2 separate regions of the Homo sapiens genome follow, and region 2 is linked to region 1. Evidence: chromatin loops called from intact Hi-C (ENCODE). Cell type or tissue: ovary. All regions are shown on one strand. Links, peaks and the distances in the headings refer to the core of each region. The heading gives the core; the rest is flanking DNA. Region 1 overlaps PARVB (parvin beta). Region 2 overlaps PARVB (parvin beta).

Region 1 (9,893 bases), core at 940-8,939:
CGGGAGGATTGCTTGAGCCCAGGAGTTCGAGACCAGCCTGGGCAACATAGCAAGACCTTGTGTTTACAAAAGAATTTAAAAGTTAGCCAAGCGTTGTAGTGCGCGGCTGTAGTGCCTGCTACTAGGGAGGCTGAGGTGGGAGGATCACTTGAGCCCGAGAGGTGAGGTTGCAGTGAGCCAAGATTGCATCACTGTACTCCAGCCCTGTCTCAAAAATAATAATAATAATAAAAGATGTTGGGGCACTTTAGCCTCAGAAAACAGAATCTCTCTAACCTTCTGCCCTCCTTTCACCTGCCCAAGGCAGGACTCTCATCAGATTGTAAGTAATGAGACCCTCACTCCAGAGAGGGGCCCCCACACCTTGGAGGAAGGAAGGCTGCACAGATAGGTCTTGCAGGGCCTCCCCAGTCCATCTGTTAGTGTTAGATCACACCCTTGCTGTCCAATCCTATTTCTACATGGCTGTCAATCGTGCATATCCAATGAGGCTCCATAAAAGGCCCAGGAAGGCAGGATTCAGGGAGCTTCCAGAGACTGGATGCTTGGTTTTGGCAAAGTGGCACGCCCAGAGAGGGCATGGAAGCTCTGCACCCCTTTCCCTACACCTCACCCTATGTATCTCCTCATCTGTATCCTTTGTAATATCCTTTATAATAAACCAGGAAATATAAGTAAATGTTTCCCCGAGTTCTGTGAGTCACCCTAGCAAATTAATTGAACCCAAAGATGGGGCTGTGGGAACCCTGACTTACAGCCACTGTTCAGAGTCTTGGGAGACTGAGCCCTCACCCTGTGGGATCTGATGCCATCTCCAGGTAGGTGGAGTCAGAACTGAATTGAATTGAACTAGGGGACATCCAGCTGGTATCCGCCAGTTGGTGCAGGAAAAACCCACACATTTGGTCACTGGAGTCTGTTAACTGTTGTTGTGTTGCTGTGAGTCTGGGCTTTCCCAGGCATCCCCGCTACCTGTACGGTGCCCTAACACCCATTCAGGGCAGCGCTGTGAAAGCCACAGGGAGCAGCAGCCGAATCCTTTAAATGCCCATCACTGAGAACTTCTAGAAAATGTAACATCAGGCTGGGCGCGGTGGCTCATGCCTGTAATCCCAGCACTTTGGGAAGCCAAGGAGGGCGGATCATGAGGGCAGGAGTTCGAGACCATCCTGGCCAACATGGTGAAACCCTGTCTCTACTAAAAATACAAAAATTAGCTGGGCGAGGTGGTGTATGCCTCTAATCCCAGCTACTCGGGAGGCTGAGGAAGGGGAATTGCTTGAACCCAGGAGGCAGAGGTTGCAGTGAGCCGAGATCACACTAATGCACTCCAGCCTGGGAGACAGAGCAAGACTCCATCTCAAAAAAAAAAAAAAAAAAGATGTGTAACATCATACAAAGATGTGTGTGTGTTATTTAAATTGTTGGTTTAAACCATAGATTGGCAAACTGCAGCCAGTGAGCAAATCTGGCCCACCACCTGTCTTTTTGGGTGTTTTGTTTTGTTTTGTTTTGTTTTTTGAGATAGGGCTTTGCTCTGTCTCCCAGGCTGGGGTGCAGTGGCACAATCACAGTTCACTGTGGCCTCAACCTCCTGAGCTCAAGGGATCTTCCCACCTCAGCCTCCCAAGTAGCTGAGACTACAGGTGAGCACCAACACACCCAACTAATTTTTGTATTTGTTGTAGAGACAGGGTCTTGCTATGTTGCTCAGGCTGGTCTTGAACTCCTGGGCTCAAGCAATCCGCCTGCCTCAGCCTCCCAAAGTGCTGGGATTACAGGCATGAGCCACCACACCCAGCCCCCCACCTACTTTTGTAGCTTCAGGGGGACGCAGCCACGGCTATGCTTATGAACTGTCTATAGGGGCTTTCATGCTTCCAAGGCAGAGTTGATTCATTCCTACAGAGGCAGGATGGCTCACAGAGGCTGAAATATTCTCTGGATCTTTACAGAAAGAGATCGCAGTTGCTCAATGAAGAACATTCATAACACAATGTTTTGACATTTTCAAGGGGTGGGAAGTTAGCACTGGGGTGATATCAGGAACACAGGTAGGTTCGGCATTCCCAGAATCAGGTGAGGAGAGCAGGCCCGGGCCTTCTTTCTCCCGGTGCTGTCGAACCACAATTTATGCAGGTCCAGCCCTGCCTGCCTGTGTTTGGCATTCACACCGCCTCTCAGGGTGACGGACTCTCATGTTGCACTTCCAGCTTAATTCTTTTAACTTGATTTCCAACTGTGACCTTCAAGTTTCACTCACAACCCTTACTGGCAGGAGAACCGCCGAGGCAATTAGAAGATCAAAGGCCAGATGGTGACTGTATTCGCATCCTGTGGCCACCTTAACAAAGTACCTCAAACTGGCAGCTTAAAACAACAGACGTCGATTCTCTCCCAGTTCTGGAGGCCAGAAGTCTGAGATCAAGGTGTCGGCAGAGCCGTGCTCTCACTGAGGGCTCCAGGCGAGGATCCGTCCTGGCCTCTTCCCAGTTTCTGGTGGTGGCCATCAGTCCTCGGTGCATCTTGGCTTGTGGCAGCATCTCTCCAATCTCTGTCCAGCCTCTGTGTCCCGTGTCTGTCTGTGTCCTGCCTCCTCTCCCCATAAAGGCCCCAGTCACATTGAATTAGGGGCCCACCCTACTTCAGACAGGCCTCGTCTTAAGCACATCTGCAAAGACCCTATTTCCAAATAAGGTGACAGTCCCAAGGGCTGGAGACTAGGACCTGGACATACCTTTTAGGGGAACACAAACCCCTAACAGAGACCTTCACTCAATTTCCTCCCATGGTCCCTTCCTGCACTTCTGCACAATCCTCTCCCCTCATTGACACAAACCAAGCGCTTCCCGGCATTCGCCTCATTGGTTACACACAGCGCCGACAACAGGAAGGGCTCCTTCCAGCAAGAAAGGTTGGGGTGGTTATCTCCTTCCTTTTCCTGCTGTTGCTAAGCAGGCCACCAGCACAGCCTTGCCCACCCAACACTATCACCTGCTTGTCTCTCCACAGAGACATGGTCAGAGCTGGGACTGAAGGGCTTCACTGAGGCCAGCCAGGCGCCAGCCACAGAGTCACAGGCTATCTACAATGGCAGTGTGGCCAGCCGAACAGTCCCCACCTCATCATCAATCCCCCCAGCGCCTACAAACAGACGGGGTGACACAACAGCTTTGCAGGGCTCCCCTTCTCTCTTCGTAAGAATTGTTGATATTTTTCAGTTGGGAATTTGCAGCTGCAGAGCACAAGTCTTTGACGGCATGGCACCTGTCAAATGAGACCTTTTCCACGAGCTGGTGGTAGGATTTTTACGGCTGCCTAACTACTCTGTCACGGGAGATCTCTGCTTCTGCCCCCATGGCTGTTACTCAGCACAGATGCTGCTCTTGAAGCCCGCAGCAGTGAGGGAGTCTCAGGCCTCCCGAGACTCTCTTAGGAGATGAGACAACAGGAGCTAGGCGCCCAGTGCCTGAAAGGGGTGTCCCTGTGGCACAGGCAGAAATACACACCCGGCTCAGCCCCCGCCTCAGCTTCTGTGCTCACATCCCCACCCACTCTTCTCCTCCTTCAAGCTCCTGGTGACGGGCTGTGTGCCCTGACTTCATACCTGCACTTTCTCCCAGGTTATTGCATTTAATTCCTCAAATAAGACTGCAAGACAGGTGAGAGAGGTGTTGCCATCAGCACAGTGTTCAGAGACAATGTGTCTAAGCTGAGCTCAAGGTCACTGAGCTAACAGGGGACAAGTGACCCCAGTCCTGTCTCTCTAACTGATATTGCTACCCCACCAGTCTGCAACACATAGAAACTTGAAGAGTGCAGGACTGGCCAGGCGCAGTGGCTCACACCTGTAGTCCCAGCACTTTAGGAGGCTGAGGTGGGAGGATCACCTGGGGTCAGGAGTTCGAGACCAGCCTGACCAACATGGAGAAACCCCATCTCTACTAAAAATACAAAATTAGCATGGTGGCAGGCACCTGTAATCCCAGCTACTTGGGAAGCTGAGGCAGGAGAATCACTTGAACCCGGGAGGCGGAGGTTGCAGTGAGCTGAGATGGCGCCATTGCACTCCAGCCTGGGCAACAAGAGCGAAACTCAGTCTTAAAAAAAAAAAAAGGCCGAAAGGGGTCACCTGTAGGAATGTCTTGTTTACTAACAGTTTAAGAAGGAAAGAGGACAACAAACATACCTCAAATCTATGGTGTGGATTCTGTTTGCCAATCCTTGCTTTAGATAACCACTGGGAAACAGAGGAAGGCATTTACACCTTAAGACGGCCGCATATCTGAAGAAGTGTAAAGGCAGTGGCAGCAGGACAGGAGAGCCGCCAACGAGACTCTGCCCTCCTGATTAGGAGCTGGGAGAGGAGGCCCGTTCATCTGAGGCAGGAAGAACTAAATACGGCTGGGGCAACCCTCCCTAGGCTGTACCACGAGAAGCCAGTGAGTGACAGCGAGTCCAGGTGCAGGCACATTTCCGCAGCCACATGCCCACAATATGGAAGTGTAGGTAAAACAGAAACCCCAAACTCAAGTAGGCATGGGGCTTATTCACAGTACAACATCGAGACACACTCCCCACCAGAGCCACACAGAGGCTGAGGCCAAGGCCGGGACGGCTTTGGCAATAAAACCTACTCACTCCATGTGCCAGATGGCTGAGCCCCCAAATGGCCCGTTCCCGGGCAGAGGTCTCCTGCTTTAATAGGAAGAAAGCACCAATTTGAATTTGATTTCCAGCCAGTATCTCCAGGGCTATGGCAGCCCCTAGGGTTCCTTGCAACATGCTCAGAAACAGGGCTTCAAATTGGATCACTCCAGCAACAGAGGAAAATAAAAGCCAATCAATGGGGCTGTGCTGGGAGTGGGGCCGCTTCCTCAGCAGGCCTTTTATCGCTGGAGGAATCTGATTGACCTCGAGCCGCAGCCTGCACGCAGTGCATCCTCTGCACACATTTTCACTCCGCAGATATTTTTATGCCCGTGAAAAAGAGTGGAGCAAATCCAAATTTAATCAGACAAGAGCTAAACTTGAGAAACGAACCTCAAATTTAATCAGACAGGAGCTAAACTTGAGAAACGGACCTCCGATTCTTGTCTAGGGCCTGAAGTGAGAAAGGGGGCTGGGAGGAGAAAACGGGTCCCTAGCTTTGCTGATTGTCTACGCCAAGCACTATGGGTATTGTTCATTCTGACACCAGCACACACAGCAGCTCTCAGAACATTTCCACCCGGAGATGTCTTCAGTGAGAGGTGCATTCAGCCAGAGACCTGGTTTCTCACCCTCTCTCAGGGCCTCAGTTTCCTCATCGTAAAATGAGACTCATTTTCATCTCATTTTGCAGGGGAAGTGGCACAGGACAGAGGGCACCAGCCCTGGAGCCGGAAAGCCTGGACCTGCAGCCCGGATCCGAGGCCATGTGGCTGGGAGGACTCCACACTTCTGTTCCCTCCTCGGCAAAATGGAGTGAAATAGGCCAGGCGCAGTGGTTCACACCTGTAATCCCAGCATTTTAGGAGGCCAAAGTGGACAGATCACCTGAGATCAGTAGCTCGAGACTAGCCTGGCCAACATGATGAAATCCCACCTAAAGTACAAAAATTAGGCCAGGCACAGTGGCTCATGCCTGTAATCCCAGCACTTTGAGAGGCCGAGGCAGGCGGATCATGAGGTCAGGAGTTTGAGACCAGCCTGACCAACATGGTGAAACCCTGTCTCTACTAAAAATACAAAGATTAGCCAGGCATGGTGGCGGACTCCTGTCATCCCAGCTACTTGGGAGGCTGAGGCAGGAGAATCGCTTGAAGCCTGGAGGCGGAGGTTACAGTGAGCTGAGATTGTGCCACTGCACTCCAGCCTGAGTGACAGAGCAAGACTCCGTCTCAAAAAATAAATAAATAAAAATAAAATTAAAAAATATAAAAATTATCCGGGCATGGTGGTGGGCACCTGTAATCCCAGCTACTGGGGAAGCTAGAGCAGGAAAATTGCTGGAACCCAGGAGGTGGAGGTTGCAGTGAGCCGAGATCACGCCACTGCACTCCAGCCTGGGCGACACAGCAGGACTCCATCTCAAAAAAAAAATTCGAGCGAAATTATTACCCTCAGTTCATGTGCCCCCAAAAGATATGTCCACATGGTCATGAGTGCTCTCCACATAATTAATGCCAGGAATTATTTCAATTACAGAAATAACAAAGTTGAATGATTTGCTCAACGAGACAAGTGCTTTCAGTTTCATTCTGCACCAGGCTTTCAGGCCCCAGTGAAAAAGTATCAAGAAGATTTCAGTCTCGCCTCTCCTATGGGCCTTCCAGGAAGCTCAACTCCACATTCTGCACAGCTCTTCTGTGTCCGCGCATCTGTTCTGCCTGCCTGAACCCCCATCCTCTCCAACTGCAAAGCTGCCCCATCCCGCCCACTGGTCCTGTGGGGAATGGCCAAGCACACCTCACTGATGGCTGGAGACAGGACGGAGCTGGGGGTTCCCACACCATCCAGCCCCACAATTGGTCTTCCCCGGGGCTGACTCAGGGGAGCCGGAGGGGAGGCACCGCCCACCCCCAAGATGCTGAAGGGATGTGAGGCCATCCCCTTTGTCCACCAATACACATACACAAGTAGATTACACCAACGTCAAATACCTGGGTCAAGGCTCCCTGAGATTACAGGCTCTTCTATGGGGAATTATGCCCCTCTTTCCCCAAAAAAAGATATGTTGGAATTCTAACCCCTAGAAGCTTGTGGCTTCCATAACTGTGAGAGAATCCACTTCTGCTGGGTTTTTTATTTTTTATTTTTTTTAGATGGAGTCTGGCTCAGTTGCCCAAGCTGGAGTGCAATAGTACAATTTCAGCTCACTGCAAACTCCGCCTCCTGGGTTCAAGTGATTCTCCTGCCTCAGCCTCCCAAATAGCTGGGATTACAGGTTCATGCCACCATGCCCGGCTAATTTTGGTATTTTCAGTAGAGATGGGGTTTCGCCATGTTGACCAGCCTGGCCTCCAACTCCTGACCTCAAGTGATCTGCCTGCCTTGGCCTCCCAAAGAGCCACCCAGTGTCTGGTGCCTTGGTGCCACAGCCCTGGGAGATGAATACAGCGACCTAAGCCAATATGTGTTTTGCTTAAAATAATGCAGCTGTGTTTCTGTTTTCTTAGAAAAGAGCATGGCACCTCCTTCCTCTCCCTTTCTTGCTCCCTCTTCACCTTCCACTATGAGGAGAAGCCCCTGAGGCCTCCCCAGAACCAGATGCCAGTGCCACGTACAGCCTGCAGAAACAGGAGCCAAGTAAACCTCTTTTCTTTATGCATTAGCCAGCCTTAGTGTTCCTTTATAGCAACACGAAATAGACTAAGACGGGGCACAGGCTCCATGTGAAGCTCTGCTCCTCCATGGATAGGCCTGGTGGCTCCAGGACAAAACACCTCTCTTCACCTCTGCCGGTGGGGGAAGGAAGACAAACTGTAGCTACGGCCCCCGGGCCATCCCCACCCCCCGCACACCGACCCAGGAGCCAGTTCTCAACTCTGCATGCACGCCCCCGCTAAATCCTCTAAACCATCTTGAGATTAGGCTGCTGCTCTCCCGGCACTGATAAGGACCTCAGCAGAGGCTCAAGTCAGCAGACTCTGGCCTCAGTCTCCAAGTTCCCATCTCCTGCCACCCCACACTGTGCTGAACTTTGAACACAGAGACACTGGTGGGAACACCCCAAGGTCTGGGATTCTGCCAGAACCTTTTGTGGAGTTATCACATCACTCCAGCCAACACTATGAAAGTAATAAGCACCTTTAATCAAGTGTGTCCAGGGACTGTGTGGGGAGATAACATGTCATCGGGGCCAGCCTGCCGAGGCTCAATGATTGTCAGCGGGCAGTGTTCTCTGTGCCAGACCCAGGCGTCTATCAAACATGCCAAGTAACCACAGGAGAGCCAACTGTAGGCCCCCTCAGGGGCCATGGGCTCTTTCCCACTCCTGCAGTCAGCTCCTACCTTGCAGGCCAAGCCCAGCAGAGATGCATCCCCCACTGGTGGTCAGTGATATCCCATGATGAGGGTGAGGCGCCAGGTCCTCTGACATGGATGGCCAGCCTCAGGACGCATCTCCTAGCACCAAGGAGCAGCTCTGTTGTGCTAAGGGTCCTACTCCAGATCAGTACACTTCTGACTTCCTGCAAGAAAAGTGGCCAGAACTAGGCAAGTAGGTGACACAGACACCCTGCAGTGCAAGACAAGGCTGCAGCTGGGCTCAGCGACCACTGGCAAGGACAACAATCCCACTGACAACAGCATCCGAAAGCATAAGCCACCCAGGGATAAATCTGCCTGGAGAGGCAAGAGACTCGTACCCTGAAAACCACAAAACATTGCGAAGGGAAATTAAAGAAGACTTAAGGAAGTGGAAAGACATCCTATGTTCATGGACTGGCAGACTTCGTGTTGTTAAAGATACTACCCAAAGCAATTCTCAAATTCAGTACAATTCCTCCCAAAATTCCAATGGTGGCTCGTTGCAGAAATAGAAAATCACGCCCTAAAACTCATACGGAATCTCGAGGGATCCCAAATAGCCAACACAAGGTTGAAGAACAAAGTGGGAAGTGTCATATTTGCCAATTTCAAAACGTACTGCAAAGCTACAGTGATAGAGACAGTGTAGTACTAACATAAAGACAGACCTGTTGATCAACATAATAGAATTGAAAGCTCAGAAATAAATCCATACATTGATGATCAACTGATTTTCAGCAAAGATGCCAAGATCATTCAATGGAGCATCAACAGTGCACAACAAGATGGAGACAAGAGTGATGGGAGAGTCCCAGCCCACTAGTGCCATGTGGGCAGGGCCAGTCTCTCAAGCAGGACCACTCACTGGATCTCCAACCCCCAGCCCCATACCTGCTCTCAAGGGGAGCTCAATAATCACCTTGAATGAATGACTGCATGCCTGGAAGACAGGGTGATCAATGAATAACTGAATGAGCAAACAGGAGTTGAAACCCCAGGGTAACACATGAGACACCAGATCCAACAATGATTTCTCAAAAGAAGTTGGGCTCCTCAACACTCACCAACACATTTTCCTCCTTACATCTCTCTTAGCAACATTTTAAAACTATCATTTTGACTCAATGAGTCATAAAATCCATTTAGGAAACTGTGACTAGCATATTTTATGTATGTATGTATTTATTTATTTATTTAGACAGAGACTCTCTCTTTGTCACCCAGGCTGGAGTGCAGTGGTGCAATCATAACTCACTGCAGCCTCAAACTCCTGGGCTCAAGCGATCCTCCCACCTGAAAGCCCCCTGCCCCTGCAGGGGCACCTGTGGCTGGGACCACAGGCACACAACACAACGCCAGACTAATTTTATTTTTTGTAGAGATGGGGTCTTGCTATGTTGACCAGGCTGGTCTCAAACCACCGGGCTCAAGCAATCCTCCTGCCTCGGCCTCCCAAAGTACTGAGATTGCCTGGACAGCACGTTTCTTTAATGAAATGAAAGAACAGTAGAGTAGCAAACGTCAGTGTGCTTATAGGAAGATATCATTTCATGAAACTTTTATTCATGGATATAGGTAAATGTATGCTTGAACTGGGGTTTTTATGGAAATATATTTCTTACCATGGATCCAAAATAAAAAGAGAGTTTAAAAGTTGCTCTCCCAAGCCAAGCACAGTGGCTCATGCCTGTAATCCCAGCACATTGGGAGGCCAAGGCAGGTGGATCACTTGAGGTCAGGAGTTTGAGACCCACCTGGCCAACATGGTAAAACCCCGTCTCTACTAAAAATACAAAAATCAGCTGGGTGTGGTGGTGCATGCCTGTAGTCCAAGCTACTCTAGAGGCTGAGGCATGAAAATCACTTGAACCCGGGAGGCA
Region 2 (9,893 bases), core at 644-8,643, 76 kb before region 1:
TGGATATGGCACAGATAACAGAGGTCCCTAGTGGGGAGATAAACACCCGTAAAAAACATCTGATTGGGTGGCAATGACTGCAAGAGAAAAAACAAAGCAGCCCAACAAAACACATCCTGCAGGGGAGTGGAAACGATTCCCGCTTATTCATCTGATTTCCCTCCATCTGGATCTAACAGCTCCTCGCTGAGTCATCCACAGCTGTCTGTCTGAATTTGCGCCCTGGAAGTAGAGAGCAAGTAGGTCCCACAGGTGTTCAACAACCATGGAAAGGGCAGAGCAGGGCAGCTTGGAGAAGGAAGGAGAGAGATAGGATCATACAGAACTGGGTGGTCTGAGAGCCTCGCCCACCAGGGAGATGGGAAGCCTGACGCGCCCCCGTTGCACCTGCCACCATCCGGCCCCGCAGACTGAACATGGCCACGTCACCCAGGGTGGAGGAAGAGGAGTCGGCAGAGGAGCGGAGGACACTGGATTCGTTTGTCTGGGCTGCTGCAACGAAGCATGCCACACACCGTGCGGCTTAAACAACGGAGATTTATGTCACAGCTCTGGAGGCCAGAAGTCCAAGATCAAGGCACCGGCAGGGTAGACCCTTCTGAGGCCCCTCTCCTGGCTTGTAGATGGCTGCCCTCTCCTTCCTGTGTCCTTACTTGGTCTCCCTCTGTGCATGTCTGTGTCCTAATCTCCTCTTTTTATAGGAACCCTAGACATATTGAATTAGGGCCCACCCACTCGTATGGCCTCATTTTACTTTCATTACCTCTTTTAATTTTTTTATTTTTTTGAGATGGAGTTTCACTCTCGTCACCCAGGCTGGAGTGCAATGGCACCATCTCAGCTCACTGCAACCTCTGCCTCCCAGGTTCAAGCGATCCTCCTGCCTCAGCCTCCCGAGTAGCTGGGATTACAGGCATGTGCCACCACGCCCAGGTAATTTTTGTATTTTTAGTAGAGGCAGGGTTTCACCATGTTGATCAGGCTGGTCTCGAATTCCTGACCTCAAGTGATCTGCCCACCTCAGCCTCCGGAAGTGCTGGGATTACAGGTGTGAGCCATCACACCCAGCCTATTATTATCTCTATAAATACAGTCACATTCCGAGGTTCAACCTGCAGGGCTGGCTGGTAGCAGGGACAGTGGGAGGCTGCCAGGCTACCCATCTCTCCTAGTGGGCGAGGCTCTCATACCTTGCAATGTGCCTGTATTTAAAGAGGCAGTTAAGGTAAAATGAGGTCACATGGGTGGGCCCTGCATGTAGGACTTGAAAATATGAATTTGGTGGTGGAAACAGCAGGCAACAGAGACCAAAGAGACTGGCCATGCCTGTGTGCTGCCTTAGGCTGGGTCTTGGGTGACTCCTGTGCAACAGAGAATACGGCACATGATCACTTGCATCATCAGACATCACTGTGCCCACTGGCGGGGGCCGCAGGAGCAGCTCAGGGCTCTGTTGTGGCCAGGACCCCTATCTTCCTAGCACAGAAAGAGAGAAAACTGGGGAGGATTCTCCCATGTAGCAGGTGACCCTGAGTGATGGCCACATGGGGGTTGAGTACACATGTGATGAAGAACTTCACCTTCACAAGGAGAGGGTGTGCCCGTGAGTGACCAGCAGGACGACAGCCAGGAGCTCCCACAGCACGGGCACCTCACTCTGGCCATATGCAGTCTACCTTGAGGGCTGCACTGCAAACACAGGGGAGCTACACCCCCAGAAACCTGGCATGTGGCAGAGAACCCGGCAGCTGCTTCCAGAATCTTCTCTCAAGAAGAGGGATTCGGCTGGGTGTAGTGGCTCATCCCTGTGATCCCTGCACTTTGGGAGGCCAAGGTGGGAGGATCGTTTGAGCCCAGTTCAAGACTAGCCTGGGCAACATGGCAAAACCTCAGCACTACAGAAAATACAAAAATTATCTGGGCATGGTGGTATGCATCTGTGATCCCAGCTTCCCGGGGAAGCTGAGGTGGGAAGATCATCCAAGCCTAGGGGTCAAGGCTGCAGTGAGCTGTGATCACGCCACTGCACTCCAGCCTGGGCAACAGAGTGAGACACTATCTCAAGAGAAAAAAAAAAAAAGAAGAGGGACTCCTCAGGGGTCCTGCTGGTTCACTCTGGGCAATTTCCACATGGCCAAACCAGAAGTCTGTTCTCTTTCCTCCTCTCACCTCCTAGAAACACCTCCTTTACCCTTCCTGAATGCAACACTCCTCTGGCTCCCCCTCCCTTGTGACTGACCTTTGCCAGAACTTCCTCTTCCTGACCACTAATGGCTGACAGCCCAGACCCAGTCCTCAGACCTCTTCTCTACTACGGATGCACAGAAGTTGGCTTTGACCTTGGTATTCAGCTAAAATCTCCTATTTGGTTTGGGCTTCTGCCTTTGGAAAGCCAAAGAGCTGAATGCCTACATCAGTGTCATTCCTGGCATCCTGGAGCTCAAGGATCAGGTGATCACATCAGTAGTATCACATCAAGAGGATCTCACATCAACAGTATATTATGTCATTTCAGTGTAACAACATTCACAAAATGAGGCAAGACATTCTGATGCTGTGTTACTATCTGAATATTCTAGTCCACTGTTCTTTTTTTCAGTACAAAAAAAAAAAGTGGTTTTAATATGTCAAACCACTTGACACTCAAGAGATTTTAGAATTGCCTTCTCAAGTGCTTATGTGATTATTCAAACAAGATGGAACAGCAGCTACTCCACAAGAAAAAGGCTGCTTGAGCCAAAGGAAGCCTCATGTTATACTTTATGGATAACACAACTGATATAGCAGGACTCATGGACAATCACAGCAACTCCGGAGTAAGTGCTGCATTTGCTAGCACTAACTGAAGAGGGAACCAAAAGGATGTGCCTTGAGAGGGGAAGATGCAGCTTTAAAGATGCCCCTGTAATTCTGCTCTATAGAAGGCACTGGCATGGTTTACAGGCAACCACGGCTGAGATGCAGATGCAAATTCAGAGCCTGTCCTGAGATTCTGAGGGCCAGTTCCACAGCCAGGCTGCCAGATACAAGGCTTGCTGACATACTGTTTCAAGTCATTGGGTGGGAGAAGCCACAGGTGCAGGCAAAAGAATCAGAAATAAAAAATGAAAGTGAACAAAACACTCAAGTTTGCTTCTGAAAATATTAGAAAATATCTGCTTCAGGTAGGGAGCAAAGTACCAATTGGGGGGACTGCTTCAACAGAGGGCCATCACCAGCAACAGCCCAATCTTCACATCCAAGATCAAAGAGGAGGTAAGTCTCTACCATAACCAGCCACTCAGAGAGAGAAAAACTGACAGCCCAGGGGCAGCTTCACATGAGGAGTATCCCTTCAGACAGCATCAGCCAAAGGTCCACGTGCTCCTCCAGCCTTCTGAGTTGAAAGTGAGCATCTAGCATCACAAATGTCTGGTTTGAAGACCTCAAGAGCAAGTGGTACCCAACAGTGCTGGGTGTGACTGTACTGATACTGCAATGCAAAACATCAAAACTTTGGCCACTAACGTTTTTAATAATAAAATTGTGATAATTATGACACAATCTTGATGAACATTTCAGACTTATTCTTGTACCATGGGATCTCATTCTAAGATGGGGATTCTCACCTTAGCCAAATATAGATGTTAATTCTTGGGCATTCGGCATTCAGCCAAATAAAATTTGGAACACCCTCTTTGGGTGAAGCCGTGCAGTCCCACGGTGCTAAACATCAGCTCAGTGCTGCTGGGTTCACACGTACACTGCAGCCTGGACTCCAGGCTCACCTGCTCAGCATCACCTCCAAAAGGGCAGGTATCTCAGCCCCAGCATGTACAACACAGACCCCCGCCTTCCCAACCTCCCACCCTACTCCCAACGGCTTCCCATTTACCAGTTGCTCAAGCCACAAACCTGGCCATCAGTCTTGGTTCCTATGGCAGTTTAACTGTACAGTACCTCCCCATGTCTGCCCTTCCACTCTGGGGGCTGAGCTACTTCATCAGATGCCTGGGCCATGGCAATGGTGTCCTGACTGATCTCTCAGTTCCAACTCCTGACTCTCCTCCCCATCCATCCTGCACCCAGAAGCCTAAGTGACCTTTTAAACTCTAACCCAATCCACGTCACAGCCCTACCCAAAACCTCCAATGGCTTCCTGTCACTTGGAATAGACTGTTGTCTAGCAGGGCTGAATGAGATCTGGCCCCAGCCTCATCTCTTGGCTCTCTCCCTCCCTCTCTGCCACCTGGGCCCCGCCTCCGCTTCTTTTCACTGCTCCTCCAACACAACAGGCTCTTTCTCGCTTTAGAGCCTCAGCCCAGAACGCCCTTCCCAAGCTCACTGTGCAGACATGTGCTCAGATGTCGCCTCCCCAGAGGAGCTTCCCTGGATTGCCTTCCCCAACCCCCACCCACCACTGTACCCCATAACCTTCTATTACTTTCCTCCTAGCACTTGTCATTCCTTTAAAACATCATCTAGGTTTCAGGTTGAACCACTCCACCCCATAATACTTCTCTTTCTTCACTCTGCTAGAATGTGTGCTGGGGGAGTGGGCAGGCGCAGGGTGCGGGGCTCATCTCTCTTGTTTCCCACTGTGTCTCTACAGCCAAGAGCCACCCGACACATGTAAGCCAATGAACATTCATTCATCAGATGAATGAATGAATGTGTGACCAAAACAAACACAGACATGTTTCCCTCCAAATATACTTTCTGAGGGCCAGATGAATAAGGACAAACAATGTGGTCCAAGCATCACTGTGTCCTTCAGAGTGAGTTATGGGACATGGCCTCCCCAGCACCTCATCCCCCCACCCTCACCACCACCTGTCACAAGCCTAGGAGGTTTCCCTCCAAGAGCTGGTCTGTAAGAGCCATTTGTGCAGAGTGTGCAAACTCTGTCCAGAGGCAGCTACAGATGCTGCACCCCTGTGTTTTCAGGGCCAAGTTTCTCTGGCAGGGGCTCCCCTAGTCTCTCTCTCTCCTAAACAGCACCCCACCCCCTACCCATTCACATCCTTGTGGCAGTCCCCCCGCAGTCCACGTATCCCCTGCAGCAGATACTCCTCTGTCACAACAGCGGAGAAAAACATGATCCCACCCCAGTCACCAGCCCTGCCCTGAGGGAGTGACCCTCCAGGATGGCCCATGGGGAGACCCTTCCACCAGGATGGGGCTTGTCTGTGGGAGTGACCCTCCAGGACGGCCCACGGGGAGACCCTTCCACCAGGATGGGGCTTGTCTGTGGGACTGACCCTCCAGGATGGCCCACGGGGAGACCCTCCCACAGGATGGGGCTTGTCTGTGGGACTGACCCTCCAGGACAGCCCCCAGGGAGACCCTTCCACCAGGATGGGGCATATCTGTGGGAGTGACCCTCCAGGACAGCCCATGGGGAGACCCTTCCACCAAGATGGGGCTTGTCTGTGCAGTCCATCAAAGCAGGGAGGTTGAGCAGAAAAGAAACCCCAGAGAGAGGATCTGCTGACCCCACCAATGCTGGGGATGACATGGGTGGAATCTCATGCTGACCTTTAAGAGGTATGCTATCCCACCTACAAGGGGACACTGGGTTCTTGAGGCCACCGTCACAGGCATTTGTGGACCCTGAAAACATATCAGGGCTCTATGAGAACTGAAAGATTGTTCAGCAAATAGCTGATCCCTTCTGGAGTCTGTGGATGGCACTGAGGACCAAAAATCCAAACAATACTCATCTATCTGTCCCCCTTTCATGTCCCACAAGAGGACCCCACAATCTTCATAGGTAATGAAACTGCAGGAATTCTTTCATTGACTTAATCAACAAATATTTGTCATGTGCCAGTCACCCAGGGGACTTGGGGTGGATGGGGTACCCAGCAGCGAGCCAGATACTCCTTAGTTCTGCTCTTGGCATTTATTTGTCTGTTTAAAAAACAACAGCAATAACAACTCCTGCTTATTGACGACAGACCTGTGCCAGGCACTGTGCCAGGGGCTCCATCCACGTAATTTCAGCAGGCAGCTTGCATGGTTCCCAGTGGACAGACATGAAAAGGAGCTACTATGGCCAGGCGCAGTGGCTCATGCCTATAAACCCCACACTTTGGGAGCCCGAGGTGGGTGGATTGTTTGAGCCCAGGAGTTCAAGACCAGCCTGGGCAACATGGCAAAGCCTCGTATTGGCCAGGCGCAGTGGCTCATGCCTGTAAACCCCACACTTTGGGAGGCTGAGGTGGGTGGATTGCTTGAGCCCAGGAGTTCAAGATCAGCCTGGGCAACATGGCAAAGCCTCGTATCTATAAAAAATACAAAAAATAAGTCATGCATGGTGGCATGCACCTGTACTCTCAGCTACTCGGGCGGCTAAGGTGGGAGAATCACCTGAGCCCAGGAAGTGGAAGCTGCAGTGAGCCATGATTGTACCCCCACACTCCAGGCCAGCCAATGGAGTGAGACCCTGTCTTGAAAAGAAAAGCAGCTGCAGCAACCACAGGTTCACTCCCTTCCTCTCTCTCCCTCTCAAAATTATGTACCTCAAAGGCACAGTTCTCTGCCCCTGGACCCTCCCCGATCAGCGTGTTACCCCCACCACTGCGCCAAAACTGCTCTCATCTGGGCCACCAATGACCCATCCGGTGCCAAATCTAATGGTCAATACATTTGAGTGATGCAGAGAAATTGGAGTGTTGCAGGAGCAAGGGAGCCATTTTTTAATGGAAATATTACATCATGTCTGCACACTGAACAGTCCAGGGAAGACAGAAAGTGGCTACAGGAAAGATCAACCAAGGCACAACAGACCTGGGAAGGCCAGAGGTGAGAGAGGTGAAGCCTCTCAGAATTTGAGAATTCCTTCCTCTACAGTGGTCAGCTCAAGGAAGCAACCCATTACACTTGAGGTCAACAATTCTAGTTTCTGTAACATCTGCACGAGGATATTCCCACAATATTACTGGTGATAGAAAAATATTAGAAATGACAAAAATGCCCCACATAGGAGACTGGGTGAATAAACGAAGGAACATCCACACAGTGGAGTACAATGCAGCCATAAAGAAAAAGAAAGGTGATCTCCACATGCAAGGATTCCTAGAACATATTAAGCGAAACAAGCAGGGTGTGTAAAAGAATGTACAAAATACATCACCTTTTATGCAAGGAATAAAAGGGAAATGAGTAGGTGTGTATATGGACATTTTTGTAAAGAAACATAAGAAGGATAAAATCAGAATCCATTGAAAATTGTTACCTGGGAGTGTATACGTGGGAGAGAAAGCAGTGAGACCTCTCTCTCTCTCTCTCTCTCTCTCTCTCTCTCTCTCTCTCTCTCTCTGTCTCTGTGTCTCTCTCTCTCTCTCTCTCTCTCTGTCTCTCTGTCTCTCTCTCTCTCTCTCTCTCTCTCTCTCTTGATCGACAGGGTCTCACTCTGTTGCCTAGGCTGGAATGTAGTGGTACAATCATGGCTCACTGCAGCCTCAACTTCCTAGGCTCAAGTGATCCTCCTGCCTCAGCCTCCTGAGCAGCTGGGAATACAGGTGCACGGTGCACATCACCACGACTGGTAATTTGTAGAGACGAGGTCCCACTATGTTGCCCAGGCTGGTCTCAAACTCTTCGGCTCAAGTGATCCTCCTGGCTCAGCCCCTCAAGGTGCTGGGATGATAGGCTGAGCCACCACACCTGGCTAAGACCTTTCAAGGTATGTCATTTCCATAGTTTTGACTTTTGAAGCATGTAAATGCTTTACATTTTTAAAAGTAATATTAAATAAAATTAAATGTAAACATATACACAAAAACTAAATACAGAGAGAAACAAATTAATTTATTTATACATTAAATGGATGACATGACCACTCAAAAAGAAAATAATTCAGTTAAGTTCTGAACACAGAATTCTGACTATATACTCTTAGTGGATATATTGTACTTAAAAAATAATGGCAAAGAAATCTTGTACCTAGCATGTTTGTAGTTGATAGAGGTATTGGTATTGTAATTCTGACACTATTTTTGTATGCAATCAGAGTAAATAGCAAATATATTTCTGGAACCAAGGTTCTCCCTGGAGACTGGAATACTGAATGCTGACAGTTAAGGGATAAACTTGTAGCATTGAACTGGAATTAGAAGTAGCAGTGTGAACTCACAATTTTTAAAAAACTATATATTTGCTACCTCTTTTGGCTTAAAGAGACTAGAAGCAATGACACCCCAGGAGCCACAAGCACCCATAAGGCCCAGATTTTGCTATCTAATTACCATTCTCTTTTGAACATAAAATAATTCATCAGTCCAGGGGAATGTGTTATTCTATTTTAGGGGATTTTTTTTTTTTAAAAAAGGACACAGGAGAAGAAAAGCACTTATTTACAGAAGAAAATGCCAGCTAATAAGTGGGGAAGCCATGATAAAGATACAGAAATCACTATTTTGCAACCTCCAGCATAATATTTAGAGATGATATTTAGCATAATTTAGAGAATGATAATCAGCGGATGATAAAATCATGGGGAGCGCATCATGGGTGAACAGGACGTTCACAAAGTCCCAGAGTCTGCCCCTCTAGAGACCATGTATTAAAAAGGAAAGAAGGGCTGAGCATGGTAGCTCACACCTGTAGTCCCAACACTTTGGGAGGCCAACATGAGAGAATTGCTTCAGGCCAGTACAAAACAGGCCTGGGCAACAAAGCAAGGACCCTGTCTCTAACACAAAAAAATGAAATTTAAAAATTTAATACAAAACAATTAGCCAGTCAGGCACAGTGGCTCACACCTGTAATCCCAGCACTTTGGGAGGCTGAGGTGGGTGGATCATGAGGTCAGGAGATCAAGACCATCCTGGCCAACATGGTGAAACTCCATCTCTACTAAAAAACAAAAATTACCTGGGCATGGTGGTATGTGCCTGTAACCCCAGCTACTCAGGAGGCTAAGGCAGGAGAATCACTTGAACTAGGGAGTCGGAGGTTGCAGTGAGCTGAGATCGCACCACTGCACTCCAGCCTGGGTGACAGAGCAAGACTCCATTTCAAAAAAAGAAAAAAAAAAAACAGCCAAGTGTGGTGGTACACATCTGTAGTCCTAGCTACTCTAGAGGCCAAGGTGTGAGGATCACTGGAGCCCAGGAGTTTGAGGGTGCAGTGAGCTATGTTCACCCCACTACACTCCAGCCTGGGCAACTGAGTGAGATCCTGACTCTACCAAAATAGAACAAATAAAAAAGTGGTTTTTTTAACAGGAAAGAAGCACCTTTACAATGGAGAAACCCATAGGCCACTGCCTTAACCCAGTGATCAAACTGTCAGCACCACCAATGACAGGCAGCCTGACATTGTGTGCTCCTCCTGATACGATGCCCCCAGGAGGACAAGCAGGCAGCGCAGTCACACTCTCAGCAGAAACATGTGACCCAGATCTCATCGTGAGGAGACAGACAGATCCCGATGGGAGGATATTCTACAAGACAAGAGGCCCAGACCCTTCCAAAACGTCATAAAAGACAGAAAGACAGAACAGAACGGAGAGAGGGAAAGGGAAGGCGGTTCCAGATGAAAGAAGCCTAAAAGAAGAGACAAACGTTCATGTGTGATTCACTCCTGGATCCAAACAAAAGGCATCGTGGGGACAACCAGGGACATCTGCTCATTCAGCCAGACCCCCAGGGCTGTTGTGAGAACCAGCTGTGATCATGCAGGAGCGCCTGACCCAGGCCCTGTACCTGGGGCTGCTCCGTAGACAGGTCAGAGAAAGGCCCCGCGGCCGGGCTCAAGAGCTATGCTTGGGGCCAGGCTGCCCGGCTGTTCACCAGGAGACTGTGGGCCCCAACGTCCCCACCTGTCGAAGGCGATGGCAGTACTGCCCCCTAGGACCATTGTGACAATGAGACATGACAGTGCCAGGCATCGTGAGAACCCACTAC

Evidence for each region. Peaks named below come from ENCODE experiments on the same cell type or tissue, not always from the same donor. Only the 100,000 strongest peaks of a DNase experiment are listed, where the experiment ranks them.
Region 2: a loop joins it to region 1, with 7 times the contacts of the local background. A loop is called at or near these places in 2 of 110 quality-filtered maps.

The regions. Positions count from the first base shown.
Region 1 is chr22:44,044,571-44,054,463 of GRCh38, reverse strand. The region is part of intron 1 of PARVB (parvin beta); the gene reads right to left. Among named protein-coding and RNA genes, the nearest start is that of PARVB, 25 kb to the right of the region's middle. RefSeq lists enhancers at 1,954-2,834, 4,972-5,920, 7,835-8,384. In ovary, for the core only: no CTCF peak of the experiment used is centred there; a DNase peak (open chromatin) is centred at 4,701.
Region 2 is chr22:44,119,973-44,129,865 of GRCh38, reverse strand. All of the region lies in intron 4 of PARVB (parvin beta), which reads right to left. Among named protein-coding and RNA genes, the nearest start is that of TRU-TCA2-1, 26 kb to the left of the region's middle. In ovary, for the core only: no CTCF peak of the experiment used is centred there; no DNase peak of the experiment used is centred there.